Linked DNA regions of Homo sapiens: region 2 is linked to region 1. The links are chromatin contacts, found by Hi-C in ENCODE. All regions are on one chromosome and are shown on one strand. Each heading gives the region's core, a stretch centred on a gene start or an enhancer-like site at or near the end of the contact. The rest is flanking DNA. Distances are from core to core; before and after follow the strand shown. Region 1 overlaps PLEKHG1 (pleckstrin homology and RhoGEF domain containing G1). Region 2 overlaps SYNE1 (spectrin repeat containing nuclear envelope protein 1).

Evidence for each region. Hi-C counts contacts between places; a loop is a spot of excess contacts on that map. Pooled maps may share reads with other maps.
Region 2: a pooled map shows a loop between it and region 1 (4-fold over the local background). The contact joins two enhancer-like sites. A Hi-C loop is called at or near these places in 2 of 37 single-sample maps with no recorded cell type and 2 of 50 pooled maps.

The regions. Positions count from the first base shown.
Region 1 is chr6:150,632,532-150,640,361 of GRCh38, forward strand. All of the region lies in intron 1 of PLEKHG1 (pleckstrin homology and RhoGEF domain containing G1), which reads left to right. Among named protein-coding and RNA genes, the nearest start is that of PLEKHG1, 37 kb to the left of the region's middle. RefSeq lists enhancers at 788-917, 948-997, 4,363-4,582. Within about 2 kb of position 3,805, at least 4 of the 41 ENCODE cell types and tissues checked have a DNase peak (open chromatin) inside an H3K27ac peak, as active enhancers do.
Region 2 is chr6:152,167,212-152,175,041 of GRCh38, forward strand. The region is part of intron 130 of SYNE1 (spectrin repeat containing nuclear envelope protein 1); the gene reads right to left. Among named protein-coding and RNA genes, the nearest start is that of SYNE1-AS1, 210 kb to the right of the region's middle. RefSeq lists a silencer at 3,910-4,110. Within about 2 kb of position 4,045, at least 6 of the 41 ENCODE cell types and tissues checked have a DNase peak (open chromatin) inside an H3K27ac peak, as active enhancers do.

The sequences.
Region 1 (7,830 bases), core at 2,555-5,054:
CTGCATTGGCCATACCCCTCTACCTGGCCTCTCCCGCTTCCTCCATGCCCTGTTCTCAACAGGATGGCAGGAACACATGCAGGCTGGTAACAAATGTCCTAGGGCCATTATTCAGGAGCAAAAAACAAAGGAGAGAATAATTTCACAAACATCTATTCTTACATGGGCAGTCTTGGTGACAGGATACTGATAGTTAAAAGACAAGGAATGGGTAATTGAGGAGAACTTTAACTTCAAGTGATGTTTTAAAGAATACTTTATAAGACCTTCTGCCGTGAAATGATACATGTCACTAATCGCTGGTTTAATTTGCCAAAAAGTTTCTGGGGAAACGAGCTTGAGGATCAAAGACTAAAATTTGCATATATGTCTAGTATGATTTCATTTGAATTTCCCCTTTCTAACTTAGCTGATATTTTGCTAATGACTTCTGTAGTTTCGCTTTTAAAACTGTTCTGTGAAAATACCTTATGCAGTGCTTTCTTAAAAGCCCCATTTGTTTACTTTTACTAAGCTGAAAGCACACTTTACGTCTGGGAGCAACCAAATAACAGATTTGCTCTCCTTTGAGGACTCATCATTCAGTTAAACATTTTTGAATAATGACAGTGGGTCTTGGGTTTCAAAGATGAGACCCAATTTCTGCACTTGAGGAAACCACAGGTCTAATCGGAGGGCAACAGTGTCATCTGGAAGTGCCGGCTCAGGGATGCCGTCCTGACGGAAGTCATGAATGCTGGAAGTGGGTCTCGCAGGGTGAGAGGAGTCACCAGGTAAAGATGGGTTGGAAGGACCTGGCAGGCAGAGCAGGGAGCAGGACCCCAGTCCAGGGCAGCAGGGAAGCGGGAGTCTGGGCAGAGCTGATTCCAGGCAGCTCAGTATTGCTGGCCTGTGCATCCTGAGACTTATCCGAGTCGCAGGTGAAGCTGGTGGGAATCAGGCAGAGTGCAGAGCTTTAGCTGGGGCAGGGTTAGCCAAGAGCCTGTCATGGAGCTGCTCTCTGGGCACTGGGAAACATAAGTCTGGAGGCTTTGGCTGCAGCTGCAGATAAAGATGCAGGGGCCTCTGACGATGGGGGCCTTAGTCATCTCAGAGGTGGTGCAGAGGGTAGAAGCCTGACTGGGGTCAGAGATGAGGAAGGAGAGGGTCAGAAACAGTGATTCTAAACCAATTTGGTTGAGGCAGAAGATACTAATGGCCGAGGGGAGGAGAGAGGGAGCGTAGGCTCTAAAGGGGAAGCTTGTTAGGAATGATCCATTGTATCATCCTCCGTGGAGGCTGAGAGTCAGTGCAGAGGGTGAGTTTGGATGTATGGGAGGCAGCAGTGAATGGCCGAGATGGAGAGTGCTGGTGACCAGGTTGCCCCTCCACAGTTCTGACTGTCCCTTTTCTGTACCTGAGGGAGGAGGGGAAAAAGAGTGAAGTTGAGGCTGGGCGTGGTGGCTCAGGCCTGTAATCCCAGCACTTTGGGAGGCCGAGGCAGGCGAATCACCTGAGATCAGGAGTTGGAGACCAGCCTGACCTACATAGAGAAACCCCGTCTCTACTAACAACAACAAAAAAAAATCCGGGCGTGGTGGCAGGTGCCTGTAATCCCAGCTACTCTGGAGGCTGAGGCAGGAGAATCACTTGAACCCAGGAGGCAGAGGTTGCAGTGAGCTGAGATCGAGCCATTGCACTCCAGCCTGGCCAACAAGAGCAAAACTCGATCTCCCCCCCAAAAAAAAAAAAGAAAAAAAGAGGAAGAAGAAAAAAAAAAGAACTGTGATCAAGCAGCCACATGGGAGGTAGAAAATAATATGAGAATGTAGTAAAATATGTGGCCTAGGGTAGGCTAGGAGAGCTTGATGGAGTTGGAGAAATTTTAAAGCAGTAGTTGGGGAGAAAAAGGATGGGAAGCTCAGGAGGCACATAGTATGCCCTCAGTATGTTATCCAGTGCCACACTGACTTCCACAAGAAAACCACACTCAAGACTAACTTGAAAAGTGCATAGAGGTCAGAAACTCAGCTTTGGGATAAAGCATTTTTTGTAAAGAATTAAGTGAATAAAAATAAACATCTAAAATATTTCAACTGAAAGAAAAAATAGATTCCCCATTATTAGAGCCAATGGTTTAAATTCAGACATATGGAAAAATTTAATTTTCAATTCCAGGCTTTAAGCCTAATTCTGGAAGAAAACCCATTAAAGTAATGAAGTAATAAAACAATTGAACAATAAATCTTGATTTTGTAGAGAACAGAACAAATGCTTGGAGATACGTCATCATTTTCATGCTTGTGGATTCATACAGACACCAGCATCTTTGCCTAAAAGTTACAAGGCTGTGGTTTGTAGCCGACCTCAGAGTAGGAGTGGGTAGGAATTTACAGGATGTTATTCTTCCAAGAAGAGTTGGGAGCATTTTTGGGGGATGTAGAAACTTAAAACAATCCAGGTGTTGAAGTAGTTAAGGGACTCTTTTTCTGGAAAAATAATTAGTTCTCAAACCTGTTTAATTTGAATATTCAATAGAGCTATCACCAGGAACCAAAGGAAATGAAAATGAGGGACAGATATGGTTCCTACCCTTCACGGGCTTATCACAGAATGCTTTGACTTTCACACAAATGTTTTACATCATTTCATTACCTTTACTCCAGCACATTCCAATTAGCCTCCTGGCAAGCAAGTAAATTGCAGCTTTCACAGACTTTTTTTCTTTTTAAATTTTGTTTTTGGAGTTGTGGAGACTGTGCTGCAAATTTTGCTCTTGATAAATGACATTGAAATGTTTTTAATGCCCCGAGATAATGAATGGGAATCTTAATAGTCTTCTAATTAAAATGAAAAATAGAAAAGTCATGAGTGGACATTTTAGGAGTGTAGTTCTGTTGTTTCTTGTTTTGGAATTTGTGGATACACTAAGTGTAATTTGTAATTAAAAACAATTGGGAAACAAGCATCTACTTTGAGCTAATTTTGTTCTTCTTAATGTTTCTAATCTCAGCTGTCTTCACTTATAGGACAATATCTGAGCTTACCTGGAGCCACATTTATAAAACATTATTTTCATAAGTTCAATTATATTAGTTATTATCACATGCATTTCCAGTGAGCTGTGTATGTGGCATTTTTTGGTTTTCTTAGTTGCTAGACTCTGGATTTTTAAGATAATTGATTTAACAACTTTTCAGGGAGCATAAATAAACTGTTAAATGTTCATGTTAATTATAAGCTACATCCTGATTTCAGGTATGTTTTTAAAACACTGTGTATCTTAAAAAAACGAAACCTGATAGAATTGCAGTGATCTGGCCAGGACTCGTCAAGCAGTTAAATATATTAAGGCCCCTGGTTTCATGCACTGTACAACACTCATAATGGGTGTTGATTATATGCTTGGTAACTAGTGGCTTACAGAAAGCAGGACTATGGGCTTTTTGTATTTTGAATTTAAAATAAATATTGTATCTTTTGGGTGTTAACAGAGGCATTTTTGAGTTGAAGGGTATGAAACAATTATTATCTTTATGGTGAGTTACTATTTGCAGATAAGTTAATGGCTTCCTGTGCAAATAACTGTGGAGTCAGCATACCTAAGACTTGAGTTTTCTCTAAAGAAAAAAACATTGTATCTATAGATACCTCTTCAGGGTCATTACACAAACTTCAAAGTATTAATGCTCATGAAAAGACCTCTATTTTGAATTTTTTCTATAAGTAACAGTTTTGCCATAAAATGGCCAGATCATTGTATGTAACTCATGACTTTTTTTAAAAAAAAAAGCTAGTGTAACACATGACACACACAGCCACACCTTTTGAGAGGGAGAGAGAAACAGCATTGTGTCTTTTGAGCCGTTCTGACGTGGATGAACTCTGGTTTCTCCAGCAGTAGCTGTGGTGGCAATGTGGAATATAAATGGCTTATTACTGTAATTAACGTGGCTCAGTTGGTCCCTTTTTTTTTTCTGTTTTTTGGTTCACTAGGGTCTTCTTCTTGTCCTTTTCTGTGATCATTCATCCTTCACAAGAGTACAGACATGGCCCCTGGACAGGAGAGCAGACCTTCCTTTCCTTGGTTTGTTTATACCCTTGCTTTCATATCAGAGTTTAGATAAAAATCTCTTATTTAATTATTTTTAGTTGGCTTCACATGTTTGGAGTTCTAGGTTGTTCTCATTTTGAAATATTCTCTGTTAGAAGTTAGATACCTTGTGAATAAGAGTTGACCCATTGTGCTCTAAGTGGATGTATTGTTTTAAAAATCTAAAGTTTGGAAAGGGTGAAATCAAATATAAAAAACTTATTCCTCAAGTACAGTCACTGCTAACAGTTGCTATATTTGTCTTGTCTCCAACTTATTTCTTTTCTAAAGCATCTATTGAACCTTGGTCTGAAAAATGACATTAGCATCCTTTATTCATTTCTTCTACCCTATGACTAAGATGTCAAACTAGTCCTGGTTTACACAGGACTTTCCCAGTTTTAGCTCTGAAAGTCCCATATGCGGGAACCCCCTTGGTCCCAAGAGGGTCTGTCACCCTACTCATGACCTCCCAATTAGCTAGACTCTGCCTATTACAGTGTCACAGTTAATACACTTATTTCTTATTTCTATAGCCAAACTATGAATATGTTTTTTGTTTTGTCTCTGAGTGGCTTCTGAAAACCTAAAGCCATTATGCAAATATTATTCACTGCGGAGCCGAGTAATAGAATTAGATCCATAGAGAAAGAACTCCCATCGTGGGTCATGAAATTTTGCCACTTGAAGGAGATTTTCCCAGTAGCTTCACTTCTTTATAGACATTTCTCTGCTTTGGGGTTATATTTAGCTTTTACTGTTTTTTGTTTGTTTGTTTGTTTTTGGGTTTTTTTTTTTACTTTTTTAATTTCATGTCATCCTCTTCCTTAGATTCCTTTTTTCATTTGGTAGGCTCCTCCCTTTGAGTAACTTTTGATGTATAATATGCATAGATGGTAAGCACTGTTATTGCATGTTTGAAAATGTCTGATTTTGCTTTCACACTTGATTATTTCAGTCTAGATTCAAAATTATTGTTTCTGAACTTTGAAGGCATTGCACCTCTGATACCTACAATCTAGTGTAGCCAATAAGTCTGATGTTAGACTTACGACATAGTTGATTGTGTGTGTGAGTGTGTGTGTGTCTTTTTACCTCTTTGAACCATATAGGACTTTTTGCTTTATCCTTAGTTCTAAAATTTCACCACTATCTTTTTGTCATCGGTCCTTTTATTTTTGAGCTTTACTATCTGAAGTCTTCTCTAGCTTAGGATATTTTCTCCCCACTAATATTAATGTATCTTCACCTAGAAATCGAGTAGGTGGATTTTAGGCCTCTTGAAAGCGATTCTTTATTATTTTCCTTCTCTTTGTTTTTTATTGTATGTATTAGAGATTTCCTTGGCTTAAATTTTCCAGCCTACTGAATGAGGGCTTAGCCATATAAATGCTATCATTTAGTCCATTAGATTTATATTTTGGCACTTACTTGTTTAAAATCTGAGCGCTTTCTCATTCTTGTTATTCTTTCCAGGAAAGGAGAGTGAATATCTATGGATATTGCCCTGGCCCTTAAGAAGGTATTGTTCTTCAAAGATGATCTTCTTGGATTGCTTAGAATTTTTATTTTCCAGCATCAGAAGCACATACTGAATTTATTAAATTTTAGATAGAATGTATTTCTGTTTTCCACCAAGGCCGCAGCTCCGGCTAAGTTAGGTGTCTTATGGCTCCCTGGAATAATTTAGTCTTTCCTACCTCCTGTGCTCTCATGTCGTTTTTTAATGTGTTTCCTTCCATCTCCCAAGTCTTCTGTAAAAGCTAGTCCAATTGCCCTCCTTCCACCTCAAGTACACAGAAGGTTCTGGAACACCACCCCTCCCCCTACCACTCAGCCAGAAGCTGATTTTTTCCTAACATTCATTGACCCTTGCTTGAACCTTTCTTCTCATTGCCCCTCCCTCTCTTGCCAGGGTCACTCCTGCTAGTGTAGAATTTCTGAAATGAAGGTAAATAAAGGTGTCAAGAGGACAAGAAAATTCCCAAACATGAGAGGGAGAGGATGGAGAGTTCTGGGGGCAGGTAGAAGCCCCCTTGCCAGGTACCCCTTGTGTAACAATTGCTGTTCAGTGGTGGGGAGCTTACATTTCTGCCTCTTACCTAAAAACTTAATTAAACTGAAACTTAATTTCTCAAATTATTTTATGTTCCAAAAATCAGTTCTAAGTCAAAACTGGTGAATAGATGACCAAAATAGAAGCTATTAGAATTCTCTTTATATAGCAGGGAATAGAATTATATAACCTGGATGCATTCCTGAAATTTCTTTGTGGTTTGGCTTCAGTAAATTACTACTTTACCTACAGCTTTAAAAGTATATTTAGACTTAAGTTTAAAGAGTGATAACCACATGTGTAAACATCATTGAATACCATTCTTTTAATGAGTGGGGAATGTTATTTATATTCTGTCTTCACTTCCTCTGGAAAGCCCATTTCTTTTGGGAAGGCTTTAACTTATATTGTACTCACCTTAGAAAGTGAAAAGAATTCACTTTAGTATATTTTAACCCAGCCACAAAATTTTCACTGTTGCTGCTGAGAACCGCTTGGCCCCAATCTCTGAGTACAGTGTTTTAAAATTGAACTGTCTTAAAATAGCAAGACAATATATATGCCACTAGAATAGAGGATGGGTATGTTTAAGGGATTCAAATAACCCTTATTAATGCATTAATTTTTAAAAATGCTATATATTTCTCTATTTTTCTTTTTTAATTTTTAAGAAATTGACAATGAACATATTCATGGAATACATAATGATGTTCATCATCTGCAACATTTATCATTTTTTTGTGTTTGGAATATTCAGTATCCTTCTAGCTATTTGGAACTACGTATTATTGTTAATTACAGTCATCCTCTGGTGATCTAGAACACTAGAATTTATTCATCCTGTCTAGCTGTAATTTTATGTCCTTTAACAAATCTGTTCCTATCCTTTTTTTTTTTTATTTTGAAAAACAATTTTGCAGTTAGTATTTCAATGAGACAATGAAGCAGGCAGGTGAGTGGGAACCGATGACCAAGAGCTTCCTGGGCTGGCCTGAAGAGTCTGGGCTCATCTACATAGTGATGGGGACCATGGGAAGGATTGAAGCAAAGAACTCCATATGATCATGTTTATCGTGTAGCTGTCAGGGTGCAAGTAGACTGGGAGGCAGACCAGAGGGGAGGTCTTGTGTAATGCATGTCGGAAAGCAATGGAGCCATGGACCAGGCAGGAATTATGGTTCCTGTTCAATTCTGAACTTTTATTCTGTATCAATGATGCTGCCATTAGACTAATTTGCTGGTTATTTTATAAAGAGTCCTTTTAGGGCTAGAAGGGACCTCGGAGGTTTCTACGCAACTCTGTCATTTTGTAAATGGAAAAACCCTAAGGCCTAAAGAAGTGAAATGACTCCTCCAAGTCGGACAGCTCCTTAATAGCAGATCTTGGCCTTGGGCCCAAATCTTTCGATTCCAAAGCCACTGCTTTCCCTGTAGGGTTACCCATCTGGCCCTACCTGCTGTCTGCTAAGCACATGCCCAGGCCGGCGTCCCGCCAGTAGGACCGATCACCTGATTGTTGATGGTGCAGAATGTGATATTGACAGACTTTCTATTTTTTTTCTAGTCAGCTCATGACTGACTCTCCTAAATGACTTAATTATAATTTTCCCAACTCTTCCCAAATGCGCAGGCTTGCCCAACTTTTTCAGAAGATGATCTTGACTTTTACTTCTCCGAGCAAATAGAAATCACTTGAGAACAC
Region 2 (7,830 bases), core at 2,795-5,294, 1.5 Mb after region 1:
TAACACTGAAACACGTATATACAAACACACATAAATATGTATATACGTACTTACACATATATGCTTATATATCTATATATATTGTATCTATATTTCACCACTTTCCTTCAAAGTAATTTAGTATATCCATAACCCAAAACAAAACAAAAAGTCCAAATTCTAAATATAATAGAACAAAAATTACCATTGGGTAAATCCTATTCATTTGTAGAAATTTATCTGAGGGATGATACAGTAAAGAAAAACATATTAAAAAAATTCCTGTCATATTTTTATTCTAACTGAAAAAAATCATGAACTAAACATTTGCATAATGCACTAAATTACTATTTTAGACATTAATTTGTACACTTTGCACATATATTTTATAAGCTTCATATTAGGGACTAAAACTTACTGACAAGCACAAACAAAAGCAACTTTCTCAAACACACAGCATTTTCTAGAGCCCTGAAATAGTTTTATTTCATGAAAGGAAAGCTTTCAACTACAAAGCTGTGAACCAGCTAAGGCTAAATTTCAGTTTCATCAGAAGCCCATCCTTTAAATAGCAGATGATGGACTAACTGAGTCTTTTTCTGGATCGCTTTCCTGTGTCTCAGCCTCTCTACTCTAGCCATACTCCTTGTATGACGCATACGGTCCAGAGACAACTGGAATACAGAGTCATAATAAAGTCCATTAACCTTTTTGTCCAGCTCTGCATGCCCAGTAGAGGTACTAGAAAACAAACCAACGAATAACTCTTGGGAGTCCACATGGCCAGCTATCTCCCAACACCAATCCTCTTCATGTAACATTGGCAAAAACAGTTCTGGATTAAGGCTTCCAGCGTCTATCCTACAAACCCCACGTAACATGAAAGCTATGTACAATGGAAGAAACTCAAGAAGATGCCTGCCTTGTGACATCGCAGTTACAATCTGGGAGATCTGCATCCACACAGCTGTCCTCTGCCATCCTCAGGGCACTCAGGTCCTCCGCCACCACCATGAAGCTTCCACTTGCAAAAGTTAGACTCTGCAGAGCAAAAAGCTATATCCTGCGTGGGGATGAAAGTTTCCCCTTGTCTGTGTATAGAAGTATGAAAATGCTCACTGTAGACAAATGTTGGTAGTCTCTGCCCGATAACATGACACTGGGCAGTGACAAGTGGTCATGTTTCTAAATAAAACCTACATTCATTAACATGTGCCAGGCTTGATCTCCTGGAATGTAGGCCACGAGTGTAAGAAGGGGAAAAAGCTCAGTGTAATCTGTAAGGAGGAGGAAGCTACAGGTCTAAAGAAAGGACAGCAAAAACAACATCGGCTGCACACACTCTGCTGTTCTGTAAGGACAGTCAACTTTTCTTGCGGGCAGTTTGTTATGCTGGGAAAGCTATTTAAAGAAAACAAATCATCCCACTGCAAACAAACAAAATGTCCACAAACACAGCAAATGGTAGTAGCAAAAGGAGTAACTTCCTTCTTTTTTGGGTTCAGTATGCCAGCTCGGTAGTGTATGCAAGAGTTTTAGGGGTTGTTTGCGAAGGTGGGAAAGTACATGCTCTTTATCTTTGAGTAGACTATTTGGGGAGGAAAAATAAGGAAGAAATATTATTCTCCCTTACATATGCAAAACTTTTGTCCTTTAAAAATAATCATGTAGATGACAAAAATAACATTTTCATTTTAAGACAATTAAAAAAATAACTATATTCATTTGCTCAGGGGGTCTTCAGGTAACTCTTTTTCTTTTGTGAATTTCAAGAGTTTCCAAACTTTCTGCACTAAGCAGATGATAATTTAATAATTTATACTTTTAAAGAAAATAAGTCCCCAAATTATTAATTCCTATAATTCAATAAAATATGATTAATGCTGGATGCTTTACATCCTTTAGGGGATTAAAAACTACACACAAATAAATAATAAATATTAAATAAATAATGAAAATTTGCTAAGTTCTTTCCAAAAAGGACTACATGATGATTTGTAACTAAAATAAAACAAAGCATCTGGTTCTGGTCATGTGAGTTGACTGTTTTTAAAACAGAACACTACAGGAAACACATTTTCTTAATAAAAGAAATACATTGGTGGCTCACGCCTGTAATCCCAGCACTTTGGGAGGCTGAGGTTGGTGGATCACAAGGTCAGGAGATCAAGACCATCCTGGCTAACACTGTGAAACCCTGTCTCTACTAAAAATACAAAAAATTAGCTGGGCGTGGTGGCGGGCACCTGTAGTCCCAGCTACTCGGGAGGCTGAGGCAGGAGAATGGCGTGAACCTGGGAGGCAGAGCTTGCAGTGAGCTGAGATGGCGCCACTGCACTCCAGCCTGGGTGACAGAGCGAGACTCCATCTCAAAAAAAAAAAAAAAAAAAAAGGAAATACACCTGCCAGCCTGGGTTACAAAGTGACACCTCATCTCAAAAAAAAAAAAAAAAAAAAATCAAAAGATTATCCAGGCACAGTGGCATGCATCTGTAGTCCCAGGTAATGAAGTGGGAGGAAGACTGCTTGAGCCCAGGAGGCTGAGGCTGCAGTGAGCCATTACTGCACCAGTGCACTACAGCCTGGGTGACAGCGCAAACCCAATCTCAAAAAAAAAAATAAAAAATTAAAGAAAACTGCATTTTATATAAGAAATAAATTCTAGAAAACATAGTACTTAAAGATATTGTACTGTGAATTCTTTTATAAAACAATCATTCTTCTTATATTAATGTATTTTTAGTAATCAGAAATGAAAATATTTTAAACTTTGATTAAAGAAATATATTGGTTATGAATCTACCACTATAGGCAACTTTGTTTTTTTCTTGATTATGACTAACATTTTAAAAAACCTGAAGTCTTCAAAACATTTTATTGTCATAATTTCCTTAGTTTAATTTCTTTTACCTTATTTAGTTTACCTCATGGAGTTAAAAAATTTGAAATTTTTTTCATGCTTATTATTGTTAGCATAATATATGTATTCCAATGAACTAAATATGAGACAAGGCAAAGCTCTAAAGATACAATTATTCAAAGAGCAAAAATGGCAATGTTCATTGATACAGAAAATCCTAGATAAGTTGTGGTATATTTATACTATGGAATACTCTGCAGGTTTCTAAAAGAATGAGACTGGCATAGACATTGTTTTATAGTAAACACAGTCCTTTCCCTTGCATTTTCTCATTGGAGATGTGGCAGTTAGTTTCATTAACACTTTGAAAATGAGCAACTTGAGGCTCAGAGAAGTTACTCAGTAAGACCTGGGCCACACAGCAGGAACCAGGTGGACTAAACTCAGGCCTCTTGATTAGTTCTGTGCTGTTTCTGTGCTCATCGCATCAATGCATTCCTGATCCTTACCAGGCACCTTCCGACTCAAACACCCTTAGGTAATACCAGCCGTGAATTCCAAGAATTTCATTTCCTTTGACCTCCAACGTGGGTAGAACACCCTTTAAACTGAAAGTCCTCCTGAGGGCAGCTGCTAGGAACTTCACAAAGCCTTGCTTGCACTGCATATGTGTTTTACCTCCACAGCCTTTGAACTCCCTCTGGGATGAGAGCTGACCTCTATTGAACATATTCTATGCTTAGCGGTTGATATGGTTTAGCTGTGTCACTACCCAAATCTCATCTTGACTTGTAGCTCCCACAATTCCTATGCGTTGTGGAAGGGACCCGATGGGAGATAATTGAGTCATGGGGGTGGTTTCCCCCAGACTGTTCTTGTGGTAGCGAATAAATCTCATGAGATCTGATGATTTTATAAGGGGTTTCCCCTTTTGCCTGGCTTTCATTCTCTCCTGTCTGCCACCATGTAAGATGTGCCTTTCGCCTTCCACCATAATTGTGAGGCCTCCCCAGCCATGTGGAACTGTGAGTCCATTAAACATGTTTTTCTTTATAAATCACCCAGTCTCGAGTTGTCTTTATCAGCAGCATGAAAATGGACTAATACAGTGGTAAACCACTAATCATTCTTCTGAGCTAGCTACTATTATGATTCTCATTTTATACATGTGGTAACCGAGGTGCTGAGAAGATAAGCAAGTTGGTGAAGCAGAATCACGCTATGACTCAGGCAGCTGAAGCCCGAAGCCAATGCTTTGCTTTGTGTATGCTTTCATTTGTGTGCGTACGTTTTCCACCCTATGGTTTAGATTTGAGAAACTCAGCAAATACGGGAGTGACTGCTATGTGCAAAGAACAAGGTCAGGGGCTGGGACTACTATGGTGATCAAGGTTAGATACACTTACATTTTAGCAGAGAAAACAGGCTTAAAATGACTGATCACACAAGATTTCACATAGTTCAGGGAAATGCTATGAAGGAGAAGCCTACTGAGCCCGTAAGAAGAATCTGATCTAATCTGGAGAGAAGGAAAAACAGGAAGAACCAATCAGGAGCTGGCCAGGCCAGGGGCAGGCAGGAGAATGCCCAGGAAGAGAGAATAGAAAGGAAGAGGCCCTGCAGTGAGGAACGCTTGTGTACTTGCATTATGACACTTATTTGGTTAGGGACCATTTTCTTTCTCATCTTTATATCCCTAGAGCAGGCCACCTGTTTTGGTAAACAAAATTTTGTGGGAGCACTGCCATGGTTTTCTATTTACAGATTTTTCTATGGCTGCTTTCACTCTATAATAACACGCTAATAGCAACAGAGACTATTTGGCCCACAAAACTAAAAATATTTACTATCTGGTCCTCTACAGAAAACATTTGCCAACCTCTGCCCTATAGCAAGAAGCATAGTACTTCATATATAGTAGGCGTTCAATCATTTTAAAAAATTACTTGTTTTTACTCTACTTCTACAAAATGTTGAGGCAATTATAATAAATATAGAGATTAAAAACAACCAGTCACAAAAGGCCACATATTATATGACCTATGTATATGAACTATTCAGAACAGGTAAACATGTAGAAACAGAAAGTAGATTAGTAGTTTCCCAGGGCTGGGAGAAGTGGGGAAGGAAGAGGAGGGAAGAAAAGAGTGACGGCTAATGGGTAACTGTTTTTATTTGGGACTGACGAAAGTGTTTTAAAATTGATTGGAGTAATAGATGCATAGCTTTATAAATATACTAAAATCACTGAATTACATGCTTTAGATAGATGAGTTATACGGCATGTGGATTATATCCCCAAAAAAGCTGCTATTGAGAAAAACAAAAAGATAACAGCCAAATAACTAAAGGATGCTTTTGCCTTGGTGATGGGGATTTAGGTTTAGCCGAGAGAAAAAGAATTTTCTCTATTAGAAGGTCCAGTTACCCACTTCCCTGCCCCCAAATCATCACAACAGAGTGCGCAAGTTGAATTTGACCTTCCTAGATGCTAAGATGAGAAATGTTACTAATTCGTTGTCTGTGATAAGAAACATTGAAGAATTAATACTAAAAAGACAGATTTCCTTTTAGTCCTGAGCTCTAGAGAAATTGCTATGTGGATTTTCTGCACTGGATTCATTGACAAAACGAGAGCCAGTATTCTTAAAGGCAGTTTTACAGAAATTAGAGTGATGCGTCACCAATGACAGCTTCTTATGTTGACTTTTAAAAAAAGCCAAGGGCTCAGAGGTACTTTAATTATCTAGGCCACTGCTGAACAACAGAACTTTCTGAGATGATAAAAATGTTCTGCATTGTACAGGGTCCAATAAGGTAGCCACTAGCCTCATGGGGTTATTGACCACTTAAAATGTGGCCAGTGCAACTGACCATAATTAAAATTAAGGAGTAATTTAATTTTATTCCATTTCAGTTAATTTAAATATTCTGTAATTTAAATAGCCATCCGTAGCTAGTGACTGCTGTATTACATACAGCAGATCTAGAAAGTATGGAAAGGACACTAGAACATTATTCACTGAGTCCTAAAAGTAACTGAGCAACTTTTGTTGCCCTAAAAAATTGACAATGCTTGACAACACAATTTAAAAACTCAATGCAAAGCACATCTATTTTGTACTCAGAGTAATCTAAACTAATCTGATGGTGATGTCAAGTTGACTCTAAATTATGCGTTCTATTTTTATGTATGTAATAGATTTGTTATCAGTAAATCTTTTTCTTTTCTTTTTTGTTGCTTCTGTGATTGAATATTAAAGACACAGTTCATGTTTCTATTAGCTGAGATGTTCACCTAAAAATACTATCATCTTCAAAAATAACCTCTCCATTCCCACAAGAGCACCAATACAGGACAGAAATGTCGAAAGGCATACACTGGGTTATATTTTGCTTTAGTGCATCAGCGCTGGAAGAGGCAAGAGTGGTGAATGGACTGAATCATAGAAACCTAATACTTCAGCTGGCAGTTCACAGTTGAGGATGGGTGTGGGAAACATGCATCCAATCTGTGCACTAACGAAGCACCAATAAACAAGGAAATGCAATGCAGATGTGACAGCCGGGTGTCTTTCAGGAGAAGCTGCAAGGGTGACTGTGACTCTAACATGGTGTTAAACTCCAGGATGGCTCAATGATCAGTGCCTAATCTAGTCTAATTTGGAAGGAGGCAATTAGAAACAGGCAACATATATACAAAAATCTCCTGTGGAATTTTATCTGGGTATTCTGAGGCTTTATGTAAGAGGAAACAAAAATTAGTATTGTATAAGTGACTATAGTGAGAAGCATGTGTACCTTATAAACATGTAATTGATTCAAGTTTATTAATATGTCTTTTGGCAAAGTAAACAATTAATATCTAGAAAACTCTCCACTGAACAGCCAGACAAAATATGTTATAAATAAATGTGAATTCAAGGAGACAGCAGCAAACTCATTTGCTGTAATATTGGCTCATAGTTGGGCATACACTAAGTTAGCTGCTTATGACTAGATTACATTAAATCTGATTTAAAATATCTTTGACATAGTGCATCCTTACTCTCCACATCACTGAGTCACTAAAAGTAGGAAAATAATATTAACTAGTTTAACTGGATTACGTGGAAATGTCAATCAATCTATGAGTCAAATTTGACCAAAAAACTCCCCGGGGGATGTTTACCAAACAGGCAGTTTCCCTAAGAAGGATATTTATAGCTTGAAGGACTTCAATTCCTCCTTCTGAAACAGGATTTTGTTATCATTTTAGTGAGGGAGAAGTGGGACTGAACACAGCACTGGGATTTTAAAATATACATTTGTTGAAACTCCGAGACCAGTTTAAGCTAAAATATTATTTCCATCTCTTTATAGTGCCTTTTCCAGAGCTCCTATTTATCTCATTGTTTTACTCCATTCCCATCCTGAACTTCTCAAAGGAGAAGTTCTCCTTCAGTTCTGTCATTTTATCTTGACTCTCACAGTCACTGTCACATTGTAAGTACTTTACAAAGAACTGAGAAATTAGATTGTCGAGATCAAAAACAGAACTTATCTTCCATTTAACTGTCTTCTCTCTAACAGGGAAAAGGAAGTCACAAACTTGAGAGGCAGGAGGGCACAGCACTCCAGGACACGCGCTTTGGAGTCTGAGCACAGGCTGTGCCACACAATGTGTGCGTGATGATGGACAAGCCTCAACCTTAGCCCCTGTATCTGTAAAATGGGCATAATGATAAGGCCACCTCAAAGGACATTATGAACAATACACAAAAAGATGCCTATGAAACCCGTAGCATGGTCATTGGAATCAGCAAAGTGTTCAATAAATGTTAGCTATATCAGTGCTATGGTTAAACATTTAAAAAGCTGAGGCTGGGTGCGGTGGCTCACACCTGTAACCCCAGCACTTCGGGAGGCCGAGGCGGGTGGCTCACCTGAGGTCAGGAGTTTGAGACTAGCCTGGCAAACATGGTGAAACCCCATCTCTACTAAAAATACAA